Regions from separate parts of the Homo sapiens genome. Here region 1 is linked to region 2. Evidence: read pairs that join two places in POLR2A ChIA-PET (ENCODE). Cell type or tissue: K562. All regions are shown on one strand.

The links. Peaks named below come from ENCODE experiments on the same cell type or tissue, not always from the same donor. Only the 100,000 strongest peaks of a DNase experiment are listed, where the experiment ranks them.
Region 1: POLR2A ChIA-PET joins it to region 2 with 5 read pairs; 3 of 35 experiments call an interaction of 5 or more read pairs at or near these places.

The regions. Positions count from the first base shown.
Region 1 is chr2:118,671,841-118,674,340 of GRCh38, forward strand. No RefSeq gene overlaps it. Among named protein-coding and RNA genes, the nearest start is that of LINC01956, 160 kb to the right of the region's middle. In K562, no CTCF peak of the experiment used is centred here; a DNase peak (open chromatin) is centred at 971.
Region 2 is chr2:118,857,961-118,860,460 of GRCh38, forward strand. No RefSeq gene overlaps it. Among named protein-coding and RNA genes, the nearest start is that of EN1, 12 kb to the left of the region's middle. RefSeq lists enhancers at 1-228, 229-990, 991-1,750. In K562, no CTCF peak of the experiment used is centred here; no DNase peak of the experiment used is centred here; H3K27me3 peaks cover 1,708 bases.

The DNA of each region.
Region 1 (2,500 bases), 190 kb before region 2:
GCTAGGCCCCACATACTAAACAAAATGAGGGAATGCTTCTTGGAAGAAAGTAAGATGTCAGTGTACATTACAACCCCCCTGGGGTAAATGGAGAGCATTCATAAAGACTAAAGAAATATGCTTTATAATGAAATGTACCTCATATAATTTATGACCCAATACTCAGAGATGAGTTTTTCTCTTTGGGAATGTATGTCTGTATGTGAGAGAGAAGACAGTCTGTGATTATATAAAATTCTTAATAATAATCTGGGGAAAATATGTTCTTTCTAGTTTGGGCAATGACCAAAAGTGATTTGCAATGACCTCTATGAGTTCCCAAAGAGGATGTGAAGTTCTCCCCTTTGTCCACTGCGGTCATAGTGCTGGGTGTGGTCATGGCTTTGACCTTAGACACAGAGAAATCTCTCTCCCACACAAAGGGGAGGGGAGAGTGGGATATGCAGAAAGAGGTGAATGGTATGTTGGCGTGGGGCTGGGGAGTGCGGGTACATGTGTTAGAGGGGAGAGATCCATTCTTCCCTTCCAGCTGCAGTTGTCTCTGAGCTCTGGTCCCTAAACCAGCCCTCAGCTGTGATGGACTAAATTGCAAGAGAAAAAGACCCACAGTTGGAGTTGAAAGTAGTGAGGTGTCAGCACAGAGTCTCTATTTCTCCCTTGTGATGGACAAGTAAGAGTGGCTCTGACCAAATTCTTTTTTCTCTAGAAAACACCAATAAAACATGTTTTTGCATTAACTACCATATTGAAAATTCTCACAGAGGCCTCAATTTTGACCTTTTGAATAAGAATTGAGGTAACTTTCCTACCAATGCAGCTAATGTGGCAGGAATTACAGTTTATCATAAGGTTTTAGAGTTGGAAGTGATCATAGCAATAATCTAGGCTGAGCCCCTCATCGTTCAGATAAGAAACTGACATGTGAGGAGGAAACATGACTCAGCCAAGGTCACATGGCTTGTTAGTCGAAGGGTAAAGCCCAGAGGCCAGGGCTTCTGATACCCTGCCCAGTCCTCCTTCCTTTCCTGCTTCACCCAAGATGACCATTGCGAAAAAGGAGGGACAGAGGTCTCCATGCTGTACCAGGAAAGAAAGTCCAGAGATTGCTAACCCAGCTTGACAAGTGAATTGATCTGTAAGTCCTCTTTCTTGCCACATCCAACCCAGAAAAACTCAAACAAAGCCCCACCTGGCCAGAACACTGAGGTAAGGTGAAGGACTCACACACCTGGGGGCATCACTAGGGCACAGCTCCAGCTCTTCTCTCCCACTAAGTCACCTTAAGTCTTAGCCTGGGTTCTCCAGAAAGGTGAGCCTAGGGGAAGGCTTGCCGGCTATTACTTTACCAAGACTGCAACCCAAGGGATCAGGAGTGGAGGAATATGGAGACAAAATTGGGAAAGTAGACACAGTCCATATGTAGGTGTATCACTAAGAAGAAGGGGCCGATTGATGCTTTGCTCTGTCCATGGGACTGCGACCCCTAGAAGTCACATAGGCTGGTCTCCAGACTATCTCTAATGCGGGAAGCGAGGACAAATGTATCCACTGGACCTCACCTTCCTTAGATGGAAAACTTGCTTCTGCACTCTGGTTTGTGCGTGTGTGGTCATGAGCACAGAGCATGAGCACTGATGTTGTTCCCAAGAAAATATCAATAGGGAAGACTGGCACTGCACTCGAGAGGTGAGAACCACCTGTCAGGGACCAGACGCTACTGACCCTTACAAGGCTGGACCAAGAAGAAGGCGAGGCCCAGAGGCTCAGAAGGGATGCAAAAGAGGTGTGTGACATACCCTGGGAAGTGAATTCTGCCCTTTAACATGCCCTCTCACTATAAATGTAGATGAAGACATCGACAAAGACATGGATGTAGACAGGTGAAAAGGAAATAATTCCCCAGAGAGAAAGTTTATAAAAGAACACAATTCAACCCTCTCTGTGTGTTCATCAGTCCTATATGTTCAGTTAATACCAAATAAATGCTAGTTGAATAAAAGAATAAGTGCCAACTTGTAGATTAGATGACTCCATAATGAAAAGTAAGCCAAAGCAAATTAAGTCACAAACACAATATGCTGTATAAATGGTTTTGTTGCAAAGGACATCAACAGACACTTTTTAAAAGAAGACACGTGGCCAACAATCATATGAAAAAAAGCTCAACATCACTGATCATTAGAGAATTGCAAATCAAAACCACAATGAGATACCATCTCATAGCAGTCAGAACAGCTATTATTAAAAAGTCAAAAAAAAAAAAAACCTGATTCTGGCAAGGTTGTGGAGAAAAAGGAACACTTATACACTGTTTCTGGGAGTGTAAATTAGTTCAACCACTGTGGAAGACAGTGTGGCGATTCCTCAAAAACCTAAAGACAGAAATACCATTCAACCCAGCAATCCCATTACCCAAAGGAATATAAATCATTCTATTATAAAGACACGTGCACATATATGTTCACTGCAGCACTATTCACAATAGCACAGACATGGAATC
Region 2 (2,500 bases):
GCAGAACGCTGGCTCCGACTCGCGCGGCGCAGACCAGCTTCTGTGGTTGCACTCAATTGAACAACAGGCGGATTTACGTTAAACTTTGTTTTCACCTTTCACTAAGATGTTTCCAATTTACCAAGGGGATAGAATGAGAGACAGAGATGTGAGAGATACAGAGAGAGAGATAGAGAGTGCAGGGTCGGGGGAGGAGGCAGAGAGCGGAAGCGGTTCTCTTTAGGGGTCTCCACCTTCAAAAGACGACGGAACGATGGTAGCCAGCTCAGGATCTATCAGGTGCTAGCCCTGGGCTGCCTGGCTCTGAAGGCTTCACCTGGTGGGCTGGCTTGGGCATTCCTAATGGGCATGCCGGGAGCCTATCAAGGTATGAACCAGCATACTCTCCCTTTTACAAAGGAGGAAACTGAGGTCGGAGAGGCTAAACCCGCCCCAAGCGCATGCCCATACCAAGCGGGAAACGAAGCACCGAATATTTCCCCAGCTCGTAGGAAGCCAGATGGGGGCCAGTTCCCTCAGGAGACGCTCCAAGTCGCCCTGCGGGCTCCAGGTGGGGACAGGAGTTATAACCTTCCCTGCCCTTCCCCCTGCAACACACGCGAGGTCTCAGCGCTCCCAGGCGCTCCAGTGGGGCCGCGTTCCCCGCCAGGGTGGGTCAGGGGAATACTCTGCCTGCGCCCTCTCCGAGGGTCCGCGCAGAGCGAGCGCCTCTTTAGGTGGGGCCTCTGGCTCCGACCCCTGCTCCCAACAGGGATCTTCGTTTGCATCACCCAGAGGAGCTGGCCAGAGAGCCGCGCCGGAGGCCGCATCTCCCCTTGTTGGTATTGTTGTCGGCTTGCTTTCTTCTGGCTTCCCAGCTCAGTGACCCCGGAAAGGGTCGAGCATCCGACTCCGGCATGCTGGTTGGCTGCCCCCGGAGGCGGAGGTAGGGGGCCAGAAATGCTGACCTGGGCAGGCCCCCAGCCCTGAGCTCCTGGGGTGGACATCTCAGGGTCCCGGGCCTCCAAGCTCATGGCCGGTCTCCGCGGCGGCGGGGTGACCCACCAAGGGCAAGACTTTTTCAGACTTGCCTATGGTCACCAGGCAATGACTCCGACTGGTACGTGAGGGAGCTCGGGTCCCACCTTGAGGACAAGGCCCAGCCTTCCCCGGAGCCGCACCTCAACTGTCAGGGTGCAAGTGGTGGTGATCCGGGAGCAGTCGAGGCCCGTGACAAAACCAGGATGACCCAGCGTTTTCTAACCGCGCTGAGGCAGTCGCCTCTCCGGGTCGCTCCACTCCCGGACTCCGGCAGCCTGTTGGCCTTCCTGTCACCACCTCGCATGGAGCACCCTGCCCTAAGCCCTGGAACTGGGCCCCTGGCTCGCAAGGAAGAGGGTGGGGGTGGGGTAGGGAGGAAAGGCCGGGAAGCCTGCTAGAGAGAAGGAGGTGACTGAGGGCCAGCATCGCCAGGAGGCATAGTTCCACTAGTCCCCAGTCCCATGGTTCCACCTTGACCCCAGTTCACCTGCAGGGCGGCAGGGAACTCCTCTGATTCCCGAACCTGCAGCTGGTGCTGCACTGGAGGGGTTTCCGTTGGTCCAACGCACCCCGGTGAAGGGAATTCCCTGGAGAAGAGAGAGGAGGTGCCAGAACCTGGCTGTAAGGGGGGTGCAGGTGTGCAGAGAGAAGCGGGTTGTCCCGGGCTGTGGGTCCTGCAGCGCAGCACCTGAGACTTCAGTTTCCTTCCTTTTCCTTACTCCCGTAGTCTTCCGGGACCCTAGCTGCCTCGCGACCCCTCCCCTTCTTCTTCCCTGGGGTTTCTTCTTTAACCTAAAGAGCAGAATAAGTAGGCCTTGCAGCGAGAACATCTTAGGTAGGACTGGCAGCTTCTCATGCTCTGCCAGGGCTCTCAGGATAGGGGATAAGCCACCTCTTCACAGCCCAGCTCTCAAGCCCCTGTTGCCAGCAAGGAGCAGAGTCTGCTGACCTGCCCCTCTCCTCTATTTTACTGTAGTTTGTTTCCCTTCTCTGCTCTGAAGGGATACTCCTTTATTTTAACAGACCCAATTAGGATTTGCCAAATGCTAGATAAAACCTTCCTATCAGAAAATGCCTTAGGTTTCGGAATTACAACCCTGAGATTTTATAGGTAGCTTTAATGGAAAGGTTTGGAAAGAGACTGAGGGTGCCCTTAGTTCTGAATAAATGTGAACTGGAACTTGATATTTTTTTTGTCTTGTTTTTTTTTTTTTTTTTTTGGAGGGGGGAAGGTGTTTGGACCTTGAGCCAAAATACATCAAAGAAGAGATCCCTGCACCTCAACTCCTAGAAGTCATAGTCACCTTGATAGTGGAGAACTGGGGATTGAAGGTGCAGGATTTGCAGGAGTAGGGGAGATAATTAATATTAGCTGGGTCACCAGAAAGAATGGAAGCTAAGAGATTGTGCTGCCATGCCCTCTTCGACAGCAACCTTTAGCATTTATCTCTTCCCCGTCAGTCTCCCCAGCTATCAAGTG